Linked DNA regions of Homo sapiens: region 1 is linked to region 2. A link is a loop called in an ENCODE intact Hi-C map of the cell type or tissue named here. Cell type or tissue: Caco-2. All regions are shown on one strand. Links, peaks and the distances in the headings refer to the core of each region. The heading gives the core; the rest is flanking DNA. Region 1 has its middle 12 kb from the start of LINCMD1. Region 2 holds the start of PKHD1 (PKHD1 ciliary IPT domain containing fibrocystin/polyductin).

Evidence for each region. Hi-C counts contacts between places; a loop is a spot of excess contacts. Peaks named below come from ENCODE experiments on the same cell type or tissue, not always from the same donor. Only the 100,000 strongest peaks of a DNase experiment are listed, where the experiment ranks them.
Region 1: a loop joins it to region 2, with 4 times the contacts of the local background. A loop is called at or near these places in 4 of 110 quality-filtered maps.

The regions. Positions count from the first base shown.
Region 1 is chr6:52,157,801-52,168,662 of GRCh38, reverse strand. No RefSeq gene overlaps it. Among named protein-coding and RNA genes, the nearest start is that of LINCMD1, 12 kb to the right of the region's middle. RefSeq lists silencers at 4,035-4,235, 5,460-5,549. In Caco-2, for the core only: a CTCF peak has its summit at 5,513 (motif pointing left); no DNase peak of the experiment used is centred there.
Region 2 is chr6:52,083,333-52,094,947 of GRCh38, reverse strand. PKHD1 (PKHD1 ciliary IPT domain containing fibrocystin/polyductin) reads left to right here and starts at 7,335. Exons shown (of 67, transcript NM_138694.4): 1 at 7,335-7,514; 2 at 9,931-10,066. The coding sequence starts at 10,015. In Caco-2, for the core only: CTCF peaks have their summits at 6,898 and 7,100 (motif pointing left); a DNase peak (open chromatin) is centred at 7,337; H3K4me3 peaks cover 1,056 bases.

The sequences.
Region 1 (10,862 bases), core at 2,216-10,215, 75 kb before region 2:
TGTGTGTTCAATGTTTAACTCCCACTTATAAGTGAGAAAATGTAGTATTTGATTTTTTATTCCTGTGTTAATTCACTTAGGATGATGGCCTCCAGCTGCATCCATGTTGCTGCAAATGACATAATTTTGTTCTTTTTCATGGCTGCGTAGTATTCCATAGTGTATATGTACCACATTTTCTTTATCCAATCCACTGTTGATGGGCACCTAGGTTGATTCTATGTCTTTGCTATTGTGAATAGTGCTGCAATAAACATATGAGTACATGTACCTTTTTGGTAGAATGATGTATTTTCCTTCGGGTATATACCTAGTAATGGGATTGCTGGGTTGAATGGTAGTTCTGTTTTAAGTTATTTGAAAAATCTCAAAACTGCTTTCCACAGTGGCTGAACTAATTTACATTCCCACCAACAATGTATAAGCATTTTCTTTTCTCTGAAGCCTTGCCAGCATCTGTTGTTTTTGACTTTTTAATATTAATAATAGCCATTCTGACTGTTGTAAGGTGGTATCTCATTGTGGTTTTGATTTGCATTTCTCTGATGATTAGTGATGCTGAGATTTTTTTCATATGTTTATTGGCCATTTGTATGTTTTATTTTGAGAAATGTCTGTTCATGTCTTTTGCCCACCTCTTAATGGGGTTATTTGCTTTTTGCTTATTGATTTAAGTTTCTTACAGAATCTGGATATTGGAACTTGGTCAGATGCATAGTTTACAATACTTTCTCCTGTTCTAAGTTGTCTCTTTCCTCTGTTGATAGTTTTCTTTTGCTATGCAGAAACCCTTCTGTTTGATTAGATCCCACTTGTTAATCCTTGTTTTTGTTTCAACACTTTTGAGGACTTAGTCATAAGTTATTTCCCAAGGTTGATGTTTAGAATGGTATTTCCTAGGTTTTCTTCTAGGATTCTTATAGTTTAAGGTCTCAAATTTAAATCTTTAATCCATCTTGAGTTAATTTTTGTATATGGTGAAAGATAGGGGTTCAGTATTATTATTCTACATATGGCTAGCCAGTTACACCACCACGATTTATTGAATAGGAAGTCCTTTTCCCATTCTTATTTTTGTCAACTTTGTTGAAGATCAGATGGCTGTAGGTGTGCAGCTTTATTTCTGGGTTCTCTGTTCTGAAATAGAAGGTTTAAAACTTCAGCTGCCAAAGTCCAGGCTGTATTTGCACTTAGGAGGGGCTAGGTCCACAGTATCTTCAAAACATAGTCAGATTGTCATATTTTTCTCACCAGGCAGTCCTATAGTGCTAGAAAGGACATTGTCCAAGGTACATTTCTTTGCCTACAGACAAGCTTTGCCATTTCCTGAAACTGTCTTTTTATTAATATGAAAGTACAGCCTGGGCAACATGGTGAGACCCTGCCTCTACAAAGAAAAAACAAAAAACAAAAAAACTCCCCAAATTAGCTAGACATGGTGGTGTGCACCTGTAGTCTCAACTACTCCGGAGGCTGAGGTGGGAGGCTCACTTGAGCCTGGAAGACAGAGGTTGCAGTGAGCTGAGACAGTGTCACTGCACTCTGGCCTGGGCAACCGAGAGAGACCCTGTCTAAAAAAAAAAAAAAAAAAAAGGAAAGAAAGAAAAATTAGAGTGATGTGAAATTGTGCACATGGTGGTGTGGGTTACTTGATAAGTCTTTCTTGTGACTCTAAGAGCACCCAGAAATTGAGGAGAGGAAGCAGTGGGGAAAGGGTAGAATGACAAAAGGGTGTAGAACGGAGTGTCAAAAGGACAAAGGAGAGAAATCTTCCTCCTTTATCGTGTGTTCAGAGAACAGTCTTTGCTATTCTTAAATCCTGGGCTTGTAGCCTTGACTAGAGACCCCAGGATCTGAAGCTACTCTTCCAAATTCAGCTCCAGTTGCAGTCCTGGACATCTGCAGTCACATGCCCATGCTTATTGCCATTGGCTCGGAGTAACACGAAAGCAAGCAACGCTTCTATGCACATTTTGAAAAAGTGGAACCTGTAGAAAAATATTCATATAATAGTAAAATCCACCTATAACTTATCACCTCAAGATAAATGCTACTAATTTTCTGGTGTATTTCCCTCTTTTTATGTCTAATTGTCTTAAGTGGTTGAGATAGTCTGGATATGCAATTTTATGCCTGACATTTTTAAAATTTTAAATTATGGGATATATATTTCCATATACTGTTAAAAATCTTTGTAAAAATCTTTAATGGATACCTAAAATAACTTTGTGTGTCTGCACCATAACTTGTTTAACATTTTCATATTATTGAGTAATTAGACTATTTCTAGTATTCTACTATGATACTGTAATAAACATCTCTGTGCATAAATCTTTGTCTCCACTTTGGATTATTTTCTTAGGACCCTAGTCTGGCCAATATGGTGAAACCTCGTCTCTACTAAAAATACAAAAATTAGCCAGGCATGGTGGCAGGTGCCTGTAGTCCCAGCTACTCGGGAGGCTGAGGCAGGAGAATTGCTTGAATCTGGGAGGTGGAGGTTGCAGTGACCCAAGATGCGCCACTGCACTCCAGCCTGGGCAACAGTGAGATTTCTGTCTCAAAACAACAAACAAACAGACAAACAAACAAAATCCCTAAAAGTGAAATGTATAGGGTATGAACATTTTTGGGAGCTGTGTTACATATTGTCACATTGCTTTCTGAACACCTGGTTTCTAATTTATACTCCTACTAGCTGACAAAGACAGCACAGTTTCTAGTATACGTATTATTTAATTATTGAAGGAAAGGAATGATAACTATCTGTTTCATTGAACCCTTCCTGGCATTGTTATTATTAAAATCAATCTAAATGAAGCTGGGCACAGTGGCTTATGCCTATAATCCCAGTGCTTTGGGAAGCTGAGCTGGGAGGTTTGCTTGAGGTCAGGAGTTCAAGACCAGCATGGGCAATATAGAGAGACCCCATTTCTACAAAAAAATAAAAAATTTAGCTGGGTGTGGTGGTGTGCACCTGTAGTCTAGCTACTCAGGGGGCTGAGGCGGAAGGATCCCTTGAACCCAGGGGTGAGTTTTGATCACACCACTGCACTCCAGCCTGGATGACAGAGCAAGACTTTGTCTCTAAAATATAAAAAATAAAAATAGAATTATAAAAGCCAATTGAAATTAGAAAAAAACAACATTGACATCAATAAAGGCAAAAATCTCATTAATTGATACACAGCGAATTGTGTTTAGCTGTTTAATTTGCAGTTCTTTGGAGGCTGGTTAGTTGGGCAATTTTTCTTGTTTATTAGCTCTTGGTTATTCCTCTTCTGTGAATTATCAGCAATTTTTCTGGGTCTGGAAACGTATGGAAGGAATTGCTTCTCTGCTGACACCTGGGACTACCTGGAGGGAGGCTAACATTTGTAAGGGGAGGACCCTGTACTTGGGAGACTGGCTCAGGTCCCCAGTAGAATCTTCTATTAGCTGTGACTAAAGAAAGTCTCTAAAATGGGCTTAACTATGAATGGATATCTGAGAATCTCCAAACTCCATTGGAATCTCCAGTGATAATTAACAAACCTTTGGGAAGTAGTGTTACTACTTGCCAGGCATTTTCTAACTGACCCATTGGTGTTCTGTATTGACCCACTAACTTTTTCCAACTACCTTGGAGGTAGATACTATTAGTATCATCCCTATATTTCAGGTGAGAAGAACAAAGAGTAGAATGCCTAAAACAGTGTGGCCAAAATCTCATCACTAGCAGGCTGCACATTTGGACTTTGAACCCAACCATCTGCACGTGGATTCCAATTTCTTCACTACTCAACCACATTGGCTTACCATGCATGTCAGAAACACTATCCAGACAGCATGGGTGACCCTATTCTAAGCTCTCTTCACACTCGGTGTTTCTTCTTCCTACTTTGTACCACACTAAGTAATTATCTGTCCAGCCCTTTCTTACATGTCTCTTCTCCTGCTGGAATTTAGGCTCCCTGAAGGTAGGCAATATTTCAATCTTGCTCCCATGCTCTCCCCAGCATCAATCTTGTGCCTTGTGAACAGTGTATGCACACTATTTGCTCAGTGGTTGAAGAAGTGCTCTTGAGATTAGTGTCATCTTTTCAGTGGGTATTGGCTGGAGGCCAGGTCCATATCTGTGCTTGGTCAGATAATGGGATGTGGGTGGGGAGGGTGTGTGTGAACAACCAAGTGGATCGGCTGTAGATGATGAGTTAGTGTGCAGAACTTGTCTCTCCCAGAGAGTGAAGGCTCTGTGCTGGTCCTCCCACAGTCTGTCCACCCTCTTCCTCCTTGTCACAAAGGGCAAAGCCTTGATTTTGTCTTGCTGAATCTGTGAGCATGGACTGACTTTTCAATAACCTGGAAGAGAATGGACCCTGGTAGCTTGGTTTAATCATGAAACTTACAATATCAATGCATCTTAGGAAGTATCTTAGCCCACCCTGGGTGAGGAAGCAGGTGTAAGGAAATTAAACAACTTAGTCAAGGCTAAGTTAGTTTATGACCGGGTGAGCTTCCTGCTATCCTACTCCCTAGCCAGTTATCTTTTATCTGCTGCACATGGATTTCACCTTTGAGCTAAGAAATCTTGAGCCAATTTTTGTGTCTTGTTCTAGTTCAAGCTCAAGCAACTTATGTATTCAAAGCACAAAGGCATAGCACCAAGGAGTGTATGTGAGGGGCCAAATCTTCTGTTTCAGGCTCTTTCCTGATAAGGTGACTCTCTGAATGTAGTTCCTTTAGAACAGCACTAAGTAATAGAGATATAATGAGAGACATATATATTATTTCAAATTTTTAAAAAAGTGAAAAGAAACAGGTGAAATTAATTTTAACAATATATCTTATTTAACCAAATTTATCTAAAATGCTATCATTTCGGCATACAATAACATAAAAATCATTCATAAGACAGTAGAAAAGACAACATATGCCAACACATGCATTAAACATGAATTATGTGATGCAATGGTGATGCAATCCCTGGATCATTCTCAGACCTGGGGACTTCAGAGAGAGAACACTGGTTCTTGGGTGCTGTTTGATAGAACTAAAGATCTGTTTATTAGTTGGTCCTTATGCGACAGGTGTCCTGCCCTGTATCTGCAGGGAATGAATGTCCTACAGAGACAGAAAAGAATATGAACAAACAGGCCTTGTTGAGCTCCCCTTGTTTATTACCATTACATCCTACTCCTTTTTGTCCAATCACATTTCTCCACAACCATCCAGTTCTTTCATCAGACTTAACATAAACATCCACAATTTTCCCTGGGTCTTTGGGTCTTCATTTCTTAAGACTCATGTAAAACTTTGTTAAATTTGTTATACATTTCTTTTTTTAATGTGTCTTTTTTTATAGGGATGTCAGCCATGACCCTTGTGGGACTGAGAAAAGAATATTACTTTTTCTCCCCTACGGAGTTATAGTGAGGAAAGGAAATTGACTCTTTAAGAGGGCTTTACAAAGGTTGTAAAGGGTGCTTTTATTTTAAAGGAGGAAGCATTAGTCAAGTCATACCTGAGCTGTCTTTCCTATTATCAACTGCTGTCATCTGGTGGCAAATTTGAGGAATGGCAGAAATCTTCTGCATTGAACAGTAATGTTCTCTTGATATTTGGCAAAATGGATTCCGACTGTGTTTGCCTCTAGCATATGATCAAATTAAGATTCATATGATTAAGTTTCTTGACAGAACTAGGATTTATAATAAACTAATGCCTTAGGTCATCTTTCTTCAGGTAATAACAATAATAACCAATATTTATTGAAACTGTACTAAAGCCCAGGATCTGTTGTAAGTGCTTCACATGGATTATCTTATTTAGTATTTATGAAACTTCTATGAAGTGGATATCATTATTATCTTCTTTTTATACCATTGAGGCATTGACAGGTTGAGTAACTTGCACAGATCACACCACTGATAAATGGTAGAGTCAGAATTGTAACTCCAAGAGATCTGATTCCTGTGCCTGTGCTCTTAACCACTGCTTTACAATGAACAACTAAGCTAAGATGGCCAACAAGGAGAATAAACTAGAAGTGGGAGATTTGGTTTTGAGTTTTAGCTCTAATGCTACCTAGTTAATAATACTTTCTTGTTTCAAGAGAGACTTACGTTAGTCTGGCCTTGGTCATATTCCCCTTCTCTGGGTCCCATTTTCTCTTATATAAAATGATGGGATTGGACAGGATCATTGTTCTTAAAGCCTGGCCTTATGATGAGCTAGAGGTTCAACATACATGAGAGAAGGATGAGAAGGAAGTAGGTGTTTGGCTGGTGCAGTTGAAAATCCAATCAATACAACCTCCTTCACTTCTTTTGCATGACAGTCTTCTAACTAAGGTTTTGGTTCCACAAACATTGTAATGGCTGAAAGAGAATCTAGAAACAATAGGGCCAAACTCTTTGTGGGACTGTCAGAAACACCAGGTGGACAGAATATGCTTAAGCAACAGTAGGTGGAGAGAGTCACTAAGACAGTGTTCCACTGATATTCAGGAGAGAAGCAGTACAAACTCCATTTTATTTAAATGCCTCCAGCCTTACAGTTTGAAATACAGTTGTTTCTATGGCATATTCATAATATGCATTTATAATTTGCTTAAAATATTGTGAAGACCTTTGTCTATGGAAAGTACCTAAAAGGAAAGTGGATTAGTCAATTTTCACACTGCTATAAAGAACTACCTGAGACTGAGTAATTTATAAAGAAAAGAGGTTTGATTGACTCATAGTTCCTCAAGGTTAGGGAGACCTCAGGAAACTCAGAGTCACAGCAGAAGGGTAAGGGGGAAGTAAGGCATGTCTTACGTGGCAGCAGGAGAGAAAGAGAGAATGAAGGGGGAAGTGCTACACCTTTAAACCATCGGATCTCTTGAGAACTCACTATCACAAGAACAGCATGGGGGAAACTGCCCTCATAATCCAATCACCTCCCACCAGATCCCTCCCTCAACATGCAGGGATTACAATTCGAGATCAGATTTGGGTGGGGACGCAGAGCTAAACCATATCATTCTGCCCCAGCCCCTCCCTAATCTCATGTCTTTCTCACATTTCAAAATCAATCTTGCCTTCCCAATAGTTGCCCAAAATCTTAACTAATTCCAGCATTAACCTAAAAGTCCGAGTCCAAAGTCTCATTTGAGACAAGGGAAGTCCCTTCCACCTATGAGTCTGTAAAATCAAAAGCAAGTTAGTTACTTCCAAGGTGTTATAAAATGGGGTTATAGGCATTGGCTAAATGCTCCCATCCCAAATGGGAAAAATTGGCCAAAACAAAGGGGCTACAGGCCCTATGCAAGTCCAAAAGCCATCAGGGCAGTCATTAAATCTTAAAGCTCCAAAATAATCTCCTTTGACTCCAAGTCTCACATCCAGGTCACACTGATCCAAGGGGTGGGCTCCCGAGGCCTTGGGCAGTTTCACCCCTATGGCTTTGCAGGGTACAGGCTCCGTGGCTAATTTCCCAGGCTGGCATTGAGTGTCTGCAGCTTTTCCAGGTGCATGGTGCAAGCTGTCAGTGGATCTACCATTCTGGCATCCAGAGGACAGTTACCCTCTTCTCACAGCTCCACTAGGCAGTGCCCCAGTGGGGACTCTGTGTGGGGGATCCAATCCCACATTTCCCCTCTTCATTGCCCTAGTAGAGGCTCTCCATGAGGGCTTTGCCCCTGTAGCAGACTTCTGCCTGGACATCCAGGCGTTTCCATACATCCTCTGATGTTTTTAAACTTACCCAAATGATATTGCTATAAGGGCAATCCAAGTTGCTCCATGAACACCTTGACCATTGTTTCTGACCCCATGGTGTGTATGCTGTGCATTTCAGCCAGCCCCTCTTTCAGGGATGGATTTCAGTTTGCTGCCAACTCCCCCTCTGCTTCTACTACAAATAAATATCCTTGTACATGCCACTTATGGTCTCGATAGGAACTTACTTAAGCTATATACATGGGAGTAGAAATTCTGAGTCACAAAGTCTGGTCATATCTACTCTAGGGAGATGTGTCAGAGCTCTCTTCGGTCTTTCTTCCCTCCAGAAGTACGTGATAGTTCTTATAGCCAGCTCTAGATGTTATGCAAATCTACTAGTCAAGTTATATCTCACTGTTGTTTTCATCAGTATTTCTCTGATTATAACTAACTTTGAACATTTCTTTTTAGGCTTGTTAGCTTTTTGGATTTCTTCATTTTATTGGTGGGATTTACTTGTATATTATAAATATTAGTTGTTTAGACTTACAGTACCTGTTTTATACTTTGAAAAGATCTCTGAATCAATAGTCTATTTGTTGGTGTTTGCATGGGTATTCCTTATTGAACAGAAATTCATAATTTTGATATAATAAAACTCATCCGTATTTTTGTTTCATGGTTGGAGATTTTAAAAAGTGCTTCTTCACTAGGCATCAAGGGTGTCCTTTTACATTTTCTTCTATTAACTTTAAAGCTTTACTTTTCACATTTAACTGTACTCCACCTGGAGTTTACCTTTGTATGTGATGTTAGATGGAAATCTGGTTTCATTGCTTTCCATAAAATGAGCCAATTTTCTCTACACCATCTTCATAATACTGCATTTTTTTCTGCATTGATTTATGGGACTATTAAAAAATCTTATGTTAAGTTTTTCTGTGTATATGGAACTGTCCCTAGTCTGTCTAATATTTTTCATTATTGTTCTGTTTTGTATTAATACTGCACTAAACTATGGTTTTATTGTAGGTTTTAGTATCTATTAGGGCAAGATACCTATCTTGTTTTATAGGTTGACTTAACCAGCTTTTGACATTTATTATTTCATTAATTTCTGACTAAATGTAATTGGTCTGTTAAAAAAAGTAACTCAAATATAATTTCATTTGGGATTACATTAAATATACAGGTTAATGGGAAGAATTGTCTGCTATATGATATCAACCATCCAGTCCAAAGAATGCCTCTCCATGTATTCAGATCATTCTCTGTGTCCCTTATTGGGTTTAAAAGTTTTCTTTAAAGAGAACTTCTCAATTAAAATACTGCATAGTTTTGGTACAACTCCAAATGGTATCTAATTTTCAAAACGTATTTTGCAGTTGGTTATTGCTGATGTTAAAGAAATGCTATTGCTTTTTTTAATGCCCAATCTTGTATCCATCCACTGTGCTGAATTCTCTTTTTGATTTTTTTATTTTCTAATAGATTATCTGTTGATTCTGTTGGTATTTATTTGTGGGATAATCATACCATCTACAAACAATGGTAGTTTTATATCTTCCTTTCCAATGTTTAAACCTCTTTTCTCCTTTTCTCCCCTACCCAATACTGTTTGAGACTTCTAATTCCATGTTTGAAACAGTAGTGGGTGTGTGTGTGTTGGGGGGGATTATTTACGTTGTTCCTGATCTTAAAGAAAATGCATCAAAGTTTCTCTATGAAGTGTTGTTTGCTCCTAATTTCTGGTGTATAACTTTTACCAACTTGAAATATCAACTTAGTTTGTTAAGAGTTGTTTTAAAAGTTATAAATAGTTGATGAAATTTATCAGATGCCTTTTCTGCACCTATTGAAATAATGAGATGATTTTGCTCTTTTAATCTATTGGTGTGGTAGATTAACAGATTTTAAAAATGAACTATTGTATTTCTTGAGGGAGGAAGTCTTCTTGATCATGATATGTTATTATCTATTACTCTTTGGATTTGATCAGCAAGTATTCTACCCAGGGTGATCACATTCATATTCAAAACTACGAATGAGAGAAAAATCTTCTTGTTTGTATAGTTTGTAAATGGTTTCAGAATGAAGATTACACTAGTCTCCTAAAATGGATTGGGTAGCGTTTTCTCTTTTTCTATTTTCTGGACAATCTTTAAAGTGAGTATTAACTCTGTTTTGGTAGCTTTCACCTGTAGAGGGCTCTTGGTAGTTTTAGATTACCATTTATGTTCATTCAATATTCTTGTTTTATTATTATATTTATAACAAATACATTTATAAGAAAAACATATTAATAAGAAGAATATGGTCCTTGGAAATTTTTATGATCATTTGGCCTGCTGGCTACTAGTGCATTCTCTTGTTTCTTTTCTTGGCCATCCATTGAGGCATTTTTTTGGGGTACATTTAGCACCATTTTGTAATTTTTTTAAAAATAAAAACAACCCTAAGAAGTAGTCCCTTTTTGATAAACCTTTGAAGTAAATAATTTCACTGATGACAACACATGTTTTAGTAGCACTGATATGTTAGTATGAGGTGAATGGTGAGTTTTGTCACTTGGATTCCAGTGAGGGAACTGACCCATGAGACAAAAGCTCAAACTCTGATGGGCCCTGACTCTTTGAAGAAGTGTTTTTCAGCATGTCTCTATCTAACAACCAACCAAATATAGATGATTCAGTAAGCAATATCATAAAGACTGAAATGGTAAGCTACTTAGTTGGTTGAACATTTTTGTATTTCCTCCTTGCCTTGGCTGCCAGGAAGCTCATGGCTAGGTTTAATGCCTGACAGCAGTGACCATCTTTTCCCAAGTTCTGGGTTCTTCTCTCATGTACTTATTTCAGACCATACTCTGACTCTCTGTTATTAAGAGCTCTAAAATCTTTGAGACTATCTAAATCTCAAGTACCTGATTGTAGCATTTGATTTTGCCAGCTCATCATCTTCAACATGGAGATAAAGACAGCCATCTGCTAGGTTTTTATCAGGATTAAATGAAATGGTGAATGAAATGAGAACCTTAAAGCTGAGAGGCAGATGCAGGGCAGCGTGTTGGGACTCACTCACTTCCTAAATGACTCACTTCTACACAACAGCCTCAGAGGGAGCACAGATTTCTGTTTTAGTTAAATTATAAATGACTACGTCATGGGCTTTTGGAGT
Region 2 (11,615 bases), core at 3,616-11,615:
GTAAATGGACTAAATGCTCCAATTAAAAGACACAGACTGGCAAATTGGATAAAGAGTCAAGACCCATCAGTGTGCTGTATTCAGGAAACCCATCTCACGTGCAGAGACACACATAGGCTCAAAATAAAAGGATGGAAGAAGATCTACCAAGCAAATGGAAAACAAAAAAAGGCAGGGGTTGCAATCCTAGTCTCTGATAAAACAGACTTTAAACCAACAAAGATCAAAAGAGACAAAGAAGGCCATTACATAATGGTAAAGGGATCAATTCAACAAGAAGAGCTAACTATCCTAAATATATATGCACCCAATACAGGAGCACCCAGATTCATAAAGCAAGTACTGAGTGACCTACAAAGAGACTTAGACTCCCACACAATAATAATGGGAGACTTTAACACCCCACTGTCAACATTAGACAGATCAATGAGACAGAAAGTTAACAAGGATACCCAGGAATTGAACTCAACTCTGCACCAAGCAGACCTAATAGACATCTACAGAACTCTCCACCCCAAATCAACAGAATAAACATTTTTTTCAGCACCACACCACAACTATTCCAAAATTGACCACATAGTTGGAAGTAAAGCTCTCCTCAGCAAATGTAAAAGAACAGAAATGATAACAAACTGTCTCTCAGACCACAGTGCAATCAAACTAGAACTCAGGATCAAAAAACTCACTCAAAAACCACTCAACTACATGGAAACTGAACAACCTGCTCCTGAATGACTACTGGGTACATAACGAAATGAAGGCAGAAATAAAGATGTTCTTTGAAACCAACGAGAACAAAGACACAACATACCAGAATCTCTGGGACACATTCAAAGCAGTGTGTAGAGGGAAATTTATAGCACTAAATGCCCTCAAGAGAAAGCAGGAAAGATCCAAAATTGACACCCTAATATCACAATTAAAATAACTAGAAAAGCAAGAGCAAACACATTCAAAAGCTAGCAGAAGGCAAGAAATAACTAAAATCAGAGCAGAACTGAAGGAAATAGAGACACAAAAAACCCTTCAAAAAATTAATGAATCCAGGAGCTGGTTTTTTGAAAGGATCAACAAAATTGATAGACTGCTAGCAAGATTAATAAAGAAGAAAAGGGAGAAGAATCAAATAGATGCAATAAAAAATGATAAAGGGGATATCACCGCCGATCCCACAGAAATACAAACTTCCATCAGAGAATACTACAAACACCTCTACGTAAATAAACTAGAAAATCTAGAAGAAATGGATACATTCCTCGACACATACACCCTCCCAAGACTAATCCAGGAAGAAGTTGAATCTCTGAATAGACCAATAACAGGCTCTGAAATTGTGGCAATAATCAATAGCTTACCAACCAAAAAGAGTCCAGGACCAGATGGATTCACAGCCGAATTCTACCAGAGGTACAAGGAGGAACTGGTACCATTCCATCTGAAACTATTCCAATCAATAGAAAAAGAGGGAATCCTCCCTAACTCATTTTATGAGGCCAGCATCATCCTGATACCAAAGCCTGGCAGAGACACAACCAAAAAAGAGAATTTTAGACCGATATCCTTGATGAACATTGATGCAAAAATCCTCAATAAAATACTGGCAAACTGAATCCAGCAGCACATCAAAAAGCTTATCCACCATGATCAAGTGGGCTTCATCCCTGGGATGCAAGGCTGGTTCAATATATGCAAATCAATAAATGTAATCCAGCATATAAACAGAATCAAAGAAAAAAACCATATGATTATCTCAATAGATGCAGAAAAGGCCTTTGACAAAATTCAACAACCCTTCATGCTAAAAACTCTCAATAAATTAGGTATTGATGGTACGTATCTCAGAATAATAAGAGCTATCTATGACAAACCCACAGACAATATCATACTGAATGGGCAAAAACTGGAAGCATTCCCTTTGAAAACTAGCACAAGACAGGGATGCCCTCTCTCACCACTCCTATTCAACATAGTGTTGGAAGTTCTGGCCAGGGCAATTAGGCAGGAGAAGGAAATAAAGTGTATTCAATTAGGAAAAGAGGAAGTCAAATTGTCCCTGTTTGCAGATGACATGATAGTATATCTAGAAAACCCCATTGTCTCAGCCCAAAATCTCCTTAAGCTGATAAGCAACTTCAGCAAAGTCTCAGGATACAAAATCAATGTAGAAAAATCACGAGCATTCTTATACACCAATAACAGACAAACAGAGAGCCAAATCATGACTGAACTCCCATTCACAATTGCTTCAAAGGGAATAAAATACTTAGGAATCCAACTTACAAGGGACGTGAAGGACCTCTTCAAGGAGAACTACAAACCACTGCTCAATGAAATAAAAGAGGATACAAAGAAATGGAAGAACATTCCATGCTCATGGGTAGGAAGAATCAATATCGTGAAAATGGCCATACTGCCCAAGGTAATTTATAGATTCAATGCCTACCCATATCAAGCTACCAATGACGTTCTTCACAGAATTGGAAAAAACTACTTTAAAGTTCACATGGAAACAAAAAAGAGCCCGCATCACCAAGTCAATCCTAAGCCAAAAGAACAAAGCTGGAGGCATCACCCTACCTGACTTCAAACTATACTACAAGGCTACAGTAACCAAAACAGCATGGTACTGCTACCAAAACAGAGATATAGATCAATGGAACAGAACAGAGCCCTCAGAAATAATGCTGCATATCTACAACTATCTGATCTTTGACAAACCTGAGAAAAACAAGCAATGGGGAAAGGATTCCCTATTTAATAAATGGTGCTGGGAAAACTGGCTAGCCATATGTAGAAAGCTGAAACTGGATCCCTTCCTTACACCTTATACAAAAATTAATTTAAGATGGATTAAAGACTTAAACGTTAGACCTAAAACCATAAAAACCCTAGAAGAAAACCTAGGCATTACCATTCAGGACATAGGCATGGGCAAGGACTTCATGTCTAAAACACCAAAAGCAATGGCAACAAAAGCCAAAATTGACAAATGGGGTCTAATTAAACTAAAGAGCTTCTGTACAGCAAAAGAAACTACCATCAGAGTGAACAGACAACCTACAAAATGGGAGAAAGTTTTTGCAACCTACTCATCTGACAAAGGGCTAATATCCAGAATCTACAATGAACTCAAACAAATTTACAAGAAAAAAACAAACAACCCCATCAAAAAGTGGGCAAAGGATATGAACAGACACTTCTCAAAAGAAGACATTTATGCAGCCAAAAAACACATGAAAAAATGCTCACCATCACTGGCCATCAGAGAAATGGAAATCAAAACCACAATGAGATACCATCTCACACCAGTTAGAATGGCAATCATTAAAAAGTCAGGAAACAACAGGTGCTGGAGAGGATGTGGAGAAATAGGAACACTTTTACACTGTTGGTGGGACTGTATACTAGTTCAACCATTATGGAAGTCAGTGTGGCGATTACTCAGGCATCTAGAACTAGAAATACCATTTGACCCAGCCATCCCATTACTGGGTATATACCCAAAGGACTATAAATCATGCTGGTATAAAGACATATGCACACGTATGTTTGTTGCAGCACTATTCACAATAGCAAAGACTTGGAACCAACCCAAATGTCCAACAATGATAGACTGGATTAAGAAAATGTGGCACGTATACACCATGGAATACTATGCAGCCATAAAAAATGATGAGTTCATGTCCCTTGTAGGGACATGGATGAGATTGGAAATCATCATTCTCAGTAAACTATCGCAAGGACAAAAAACCAAACACCGCATGTTCTCACTTATAGGCGGGAATTGAACAATGAGAACACATGGACACAGGAAGGGGAACATCACACTCTGGGGCCTGTTGTGGGGTGGGGGAAGGGGGGTGGGATAGCATTAGGAGATATACCTAATGCTAAATGACGAGTTAATGGTGCAGCACACCAGCATGGCACATGTATACATATGTAACTAACCTGCACATTGTGCACATGTACCCTAAAACTTAAAGTATAAAAAAAAAAAAAAAGAACCATACCATCCTGTTTGGGAACGATGTGTATAACTTCAGTGTTGGCTGGCATCATCAGCCTATGCATACACATGGGGGCATATTTATAGTTGCACCCACATTTTGATGGCTTTGAACTCTACATTGACCCATGTGTGAACTTAGCTATCTCTTAGAGCTTATCTATTCTAGTTAGGGTCTCATTAGGACCTAGAGAGATGGCATGTGTAGACTGAAAAATTAATAAAGAAATTATTTCTAAGAGGTGTGGCCAAGGTTCAGGAAGAGCAAGAAGGGATGGTGCAGTGTATGCAAGCTAGGAACAGTAGGACCTGTTACCACCCTTAGGCCTGAAGAAATAAAGAGAGGAGGGGCACTAGAACCTGCAGAGAGAGTGAGAGAATGAGAGTGAGGGTGCTATATGGAAAGGCCCCTCTGTCAGAAGCTGAGATCTAGTAGGGATGGAAGTGGGGGAAAATACTCTTATCACATCTTGTCTCTCTGCCCCTTCCTCTGGGTTCCTGGTTGTGGCCTCCATTTGTGAAACACTTGTGGGCAATAAGTGCATTGGTGCAGCCCACACAGGTCACCTTCCAAGGGCACACAGCAGGGTGGAGAAGGGTAGAGAGTAGGTCTGGAGGGTTAAATGAAAGGTATCCAGCATGCTAATTTCAGAGTTTCTTAGATGATGCTCATTTTGTCCTTCCTCTTCTATTCTGGCTTCCTTTGTTTAATATCCATAGCCTGTGAACCCTTCTAAAGACTCTTCACAATTGACACCATTCCTGGGGCCACTAATGCAAAGTCCAAAGTGCCTATCAATAGTGTTCTCCTACCACAGGGTTCCTGTGTTAGTCTGGGTCCTCTGAGAAGCAGATGCTGAAACAGGATGAAACGTGCAAGGATTTTATTAAGGTGGTGCCTGTGAGAAAAGATGGGTTGGAACTGGAGAACACTGGGCAAGCTGCCAGTCTGACCACAGTGAAAGAGAGGGGGTGGAAGCATCCTAGGTTGCCACATACTCTAGGAAGGTTCAGCAAGGTCATCAGGCAGGCTTTAAGGCAAAGTTGCTGTTGGAGGAGTCCTGTGTCTCCTCTGGATGGACCTGTCTTACTATCCTTCCACACTCAGTCCTTGGCTGGGAGCAGCATGTAGAAGCGTGGCCTTGGTCCAAATGCAGTGATGAATTTTATGGCAAAGAAACTAGGCCCTTGATCTTTTATGCTTCTTGTAATTGGAGATCTGCAAGGTGCATTCTCATGGGCCCCCACAGTTTTCCAGGAATTCAGAGCAGTGTTAGAATCCAAGAGAAAGGGGTCAGAGATTAACCCTCTCTCCTGACCTCCCTGAGTTTGCATCATAGGCCTGAGTAACAATTTTTGTGCTGAGAATTTTATAAGCACTCATAGGAATTACTTCTTGTAGAGTGTTGTCAATGTCTGTGGTGGGCATGGCTACCCTCCTTGGAATAGCAGAGAAATGGTGCTCAGCCTGCCTCCTGAGAAGCATTTTCAGAGACTTGAGCTCAAGGCTTTAGAATTTCTATGTGAAAGAGGCTTTGGAGTGTAAGGGGCTTATATTCCATGGACATATCCCAATGACAGGAATACTGGAGGCTCCCCAAAGCTTCATGTGGTATAGCCACTTTCTCTAGAGTTCTACAACATTTCCTTTTAGGCCTCAAGGCAAGAAATGATTCATTGTCCTTTATTTCTTTTACAATAGAGCTTGATTGTCCACCACGAAATACCTATAACACAGAGCACAGAAACCAAAGTCCTGGGTGTCATTAGGATTCTTTTAGTCCATAGTAGAGAGGTGGCTGTCTCCTCATAAGAAAATTGGGGTGATTTTAGGATGCGGCCTTGATAGCTAGGCTGCCAAAAATACTTATAAATATTTATTATAGGCCTTTTAGCCAAGGATAGATGTGGGGCTAATTTATGGAAACCTCTTGTTGAAATAACAAGAAATAAAACATAAGTCTTAGGAAACTTATCAGGAGACTCTACAATATAATAAAATAATCTGATTATATTTCTGTCTCCTCTGCCAGATGGTAAGCAGTTTGAAGGCAGAAACTGTGTCATACTCTTTAAAAATATAACTTTGAATTATCTAAGTGATTCATATCATTTTTATAAAAATAAAAGTTACTAATAATGTTGAAATCTCCTTTACCCCCAAACTAGTCTTCCCCCTCCTTCCCATTACCCACATGCCAGGCACACAAATGTGGTTCAAATGATGCTTGTTGACCTGCATGGAAGAGATCCAGAGTGGAAACTGAGAGAGGTTCAGCAGGCAGGCAGGGTGGTGGGGTGACTGACCCCCTACCTGCCCCAATCTGGCCAAGCACCCTCTCTCTACACCACTAGCTTCAGGGCTACAAAAATTTTTCAGCTTGTCACGGGTTGCCAAACTGTGATATACAGCAGAGTTGATGTAAACTTCCACACTTTCTAGAGGATAGTTTTACTACTGTCATCAGAGTTGTGGTCGTATTTCCATGGCTTTAATCTGGTTTTGCTGGAGATGCTTCTCCAGGTCTACTGCTGGTCCTTGAAGGTGGAGACTCAGGGCTATCAAATTTTACCAAAATGACTTCTCCCTCAAAGGAAAGGGAGAGGATAGAAGATAAGGACGTCTTCTGGTCAGGTATCGCCAGACGTAGACAAACATGATCAGGAATTGGGGGATGTGAATCAGAATGGGCAGTGGGACAGGAACAGAGAAGTCAGACATGGACCAAGTAAGAAGGTGTTGTTGACCTTCCTAGGCCCACCAGTTCAACCGATGACTGAGGCCCATGGTCTGGGTACGACTGGAGGGTGATGAGTACAAGTCAAGGACCTCCTCTTGGTTAAAAAAGCAAGGTCAAGAGGGAGGATGAGGAGTAGAAAAATGAAGAGAATCAATCAACCCTTTCTCAGCAAGACTTGGACCAAGTTACTTCCCTTCTGTACTTCTTTAGACCCATACCCCTACAGTGGGTATATGAATAACAGCCCATAACCTGGTATTTACGAGTCACTCTTCGGGATGAAGAGTGAGAGACTGTTCATGAATGGGGATCTGCCCTCTAGTGGTCCTTTCTCTTGAGCCCTCTGTTCAATCGCTGATTTGCTGGCAAATTCTTTCAATGTTGAATGCCTGTTTGTCTCACTGGGTGGACTTTTACTTAAAATTCTTATCTGGGGCACATGCAGTAAGTGGAGAAAAATGTAAGACACTTTTCCTTTGGTCATTACTAACAAGCCCTGAGGAAAAAGCCTGAGTGGCTTATGTTAATCATTAAACTTACCCATGGTCAGGTCTGAACTTTTACTCTGGTACACATTTGGCTGGGACACAAACGAGTTAGGTGAGTTATAGTCTAACGTGAGTGAGTTACCTGCGTGGTGGCTGCAGGCTGAGCTCTAACCAGATAACATGTCCACGGATTCTTGACAGAGAGAAATAAGATCACTTAGAAAGAAAGGATCATTTCTCCCTTGAGTCACAAGGAGACAGAAACAGAAAAAAAAGGTACTGTTTGATCCAGAAAAGTCTCTGCTCTCTGTTTTCTAGGTGTTGTATCTCTTGTTAACGTTCTGGTGAACAAAAGGAAGAAATGGGAGATCTATAGTAGTGCCTTGCAACTTTGTCCCTCGATGTCCCAAAGGAGAAGCTGAGAGGGAAGGGAGGAAGAAGGGAAGAGGGAGTGAGAGCAGAGAGAGGAGAGAGAGAGAGGAGAACAAAAACATGACTAAATAAATGCACACAGCTCTCCTCTGTGGTTGAAAAATTTTAGTTATGAGAAATAAAGAGAGTCTGAGTTTATTTTTAGGAAGAATTAGTGGATAGACTAATAAAAAATTACATTTATAATTGACATGAAAAAGATGCAGTTCCAAATGTAGGGTTTTAAGAAAACCAGTGTGCGAATGTTTATTTCTATTGTTCTGAGCTTGGGAGTAGGCATTAAGAAGAAATGTTAAAATCACGTAGCCAGATTGAAAATAGACTCTCCTGTGCTGAGTATATTTTGTCTGTGTAACAAGCAAGTCAGATCTCATGCTTTTGGACTAAGCAGCAAATACGCTTGGGTACTTTTCCCTATGTGGTAGATGTATTCTGAAAGTTGTATATTTATAAGTTGAATTCTATTTCAAATAGACGTAAAAGTTTGGGAATTTTGCAACGAAAAGGAACACTTGCTGAATCCACTTGAAAATACTAGAATTCCTTTCTTAAATCCAAGTAGCCTCCACACTTACCCTATCTGGTAATGACTCGGGGGCAGGTACATAGATTGTTTGTTTTCCCAACTTTTAGTATAGTGCTTAGCACGTAGTGGGCATACAATAAATGTTTGCAGTGTTGAATTAAATAGAAATGATTATAGATTTCCAGCTGTCTCAATCAGAACATGCCCGTAAGGTGAGTTTATTGCAAAGTTTTTGCAGATTTTTTTTTTGAGGGGGGGAGTATATTGTAGCTTTTATATTTTCAGAAATGATGTAACTACTTCTGCTAATCTCAGTGTTTTCTTAAAAATATAAATTAAATGGCCAGGTGTGGTGGTTCATGCCTGTAATCCCAGCACTTTGGGAGGCTGAGGCAGGGAGATCACTTGAGGCCAGGAGTTCAAGACCAGTCTGGCTATCATGGTGAAAACCTGTCTCTACAAAAAATTCAAAAATTAGCCGGGTGTGGTGGCGCACACCTGTAATCCCAGCTACTCAGGAGGCTGAGGCATAAGAATCACTTGAACCTGGGAGATGGAGGTTGCAGTGAACTGACATCATGCCACTGCACTCCAGCCCAAATGACAGAATGAGACCCTGCCACACACACACACATACACACACACTTTGTGTGTGTGTATGTGTGTGTGTGTATGTAGGTATGTATATATATATTAAATATATTTATATATTTATATGTAATAAACATAAACATAATTAAATATATATTAAACGTGTATTTAGTAGTACATGTGGGTGTTTAATTCTGTAATTTTCAAACTTTCAGAAAATTTCAGAGGCACTATTTTTAAGAGGATTTTGTCGATGCCCTCTGCCATGAGGTGCTGGAGAGCAGCTCAGCACTTTCCTTAGAGCAGGCATGAGAGTGAAAGCTGTTCATCTCAGATTAGGTAAACCCAGATTTAGGGTATTCAAATATGTCTTCATCCACTCCAATGTACTGAGCGCTGTGTGGGACCTTCACACTTTCACACTAGGAAGGCTGTGGAAATAGAAGACTGGTTCCTGGGTCTCTTCAAGGAACGTGCCGTCTGGAAGAAGAGGCCTATGTGTGCCACATTATCTGGTCTAGGCTCTACAGCACGGAAGTTAGAGGTTCAGGGGGAAGGTGGTGAGCACTGGAATGGCGGAGGAAAGAATCAGCTGAGGAGGGGCTCCTGAGCAGCACCACGAAGGTGCGCCAGGATCTCCTGAGGCCACGGAGAGAGTTGAGGGCATCCAGGAAGGGACCAGCAGGGGCCAAGGCAGAGGCTGATGTGTGGAAGGCTTGTCTGAGTGACGGTGAGAACGGCGTGTGGCTGCAGTGTAGGGTTCAAACTGGAGAGCAGCACGAGGGAAAGCTGGACGCCAGCACAGGGCAAAGCAAAACAGACTTCACCCTATCACGAACTAGAATTTTAATTTCTAGAATTCTTTTTAAAACTCAGCTTCTGTTCAATAATGAGTTAATGAAAGAGGTTATTATTTATCCAGCTTAAAATAAGTTGGTGGGACAAGGAGGGCAGAGTGGGGATGATTTTATGCAAGGTTCTCAGATGATCCTTTTCTCCTGAGCTTGGAAAAATGGTGGCTCCATTTGAAGACACTAAGGCCATGTTTATCTCATCTCCTTAATTTCCCAGGTTTCAGAACAGCAAAATAATCGTATGTAAACAAAATGATAATTTTTTTTTGCTTTTTTTGTTTTTATAAAGCACAAAAGCTATGCTGCTCCAATCAAAACTGAAAATGCTTTTAATGTCTGAGCAATCTTAAGAGTATTGATTTAAGTGGACAGAATGACTGCCTGGCTGATCTCTCTGATGAGTATTGAAGTACTACTTTTGGCAGGTCAGTAGAATGTGTTTTGAAGGAATTATAGGTAAGAACACAATAGGTTACCTTGAGAACTATTATTGAAACTTAAAGTAATATTTTGGTTGTATACCATAAATATATGCATTTTTAACTTGCCAATCAAAAAATTGAGTTAAAAATACTGTTTTCAGAGCAGGTGTTAAGGTATTTGCTTTTGGGTTTAAATTATATGTTGAATAATTGTTTTTATTTTCTGTTTAACAGCTGAGGTTATATACTGAAATGTTATGACTATATACTTCAATTTTTAATGGTCAGTGAAGATTATTGTTGTAGTGCAGAGCTTTTAATAATAACTTATAACCTTTCTTTTATAATTCCTTTTGGGCTATGTGATGTAATTCTTTTTAGATTTTGCTGTCGGACTTTCCCAAAGAGATTAACTTGTCATAATCATTAGATTGCTTGTATTATCTCAAATCATCTGTTCAATTTTCTCTGCGAATTTGGTTATCCTCTGTATCTTTTTATGGCCTTTGTTTTGGGGCTTCTTTAGATAGAAGTATCTAATCATCTTTGGAAGATGGTCTAGTCTGGCTGGGGCTGCCATAAATGGTTGTGCTAATGTGACGTGGTTCCCCACCACCTTCAGATGTGAAGTGCATCATGAGAATAACTGTACAGGGAAGTCCTGGGCTAGACACAGTTTCTTCTAAAGAAACTATAAATAATTCTGTCGGTAACACTTTCCTTGTTTATTACCTCACTGAGCAGCTGCATGATTTTTGCTGGCTTCCTTAACTTGGCCTTTCCTTCATCAAGACTTGTCCAGGAACATCTTCAAAGATGGAGGGATAGATTAAGGCCCATGCTTAGCTGGTGATCTATACAGGAGAATCCAATCTAGCCTAGTATATAAATTCTATACTGCCTTTTTTTTTTTTAAACAAAAGGAAATTCCAGCAATGATCCATGCTTCACCCCCTCTCTAAGCAGGCAAGGCAAGAATCTAGATAATTTTGTATTCATTTGGGAAGTCATTCTGATCATGAGGGAAAACTAGTATATTAAGCAGTATATTGAGCAGGAGAATTGAAATAGGAACAGCTTCTATTAGGTTGGTGCAAAAGTAATCGCGGTTTTGCCATTAAAAGGAATGCAAAACAGCAATTGCTTTTGCACCAACCTAATGGAAGTCCTTTTTTCTCTCCAGGACTGGAAATGATTGATGATCTTTACAGGGAAATATGGCCACCTGATTAAAGAGTGGGAAAGAGAGCAGAGAGAGACAGTATGGGTTTGATTAGGACCCAAATATGTCCTTGAGGCTCTTTCCAAAGGAAGTAGAAATTCAGAATTGTCCTGATGAGTGCAGGGTTTTTGAATGTCTAAGATAAGAAGAATTTGTCAAAATTTTCCTTAAAATGGGGCTTCTGATGATGTGTTTCCCACACCAGCAGCACCTGGTTAGAAATGTAGATTCTTGGGCCTGCCCCAGACCTACGGAACCAGAAACTCTGGGGATGTGGTGCAACCACCTGTGCTTAATCAAGCCTTTCTGGTGATTCTGAGGCAGGTTAAA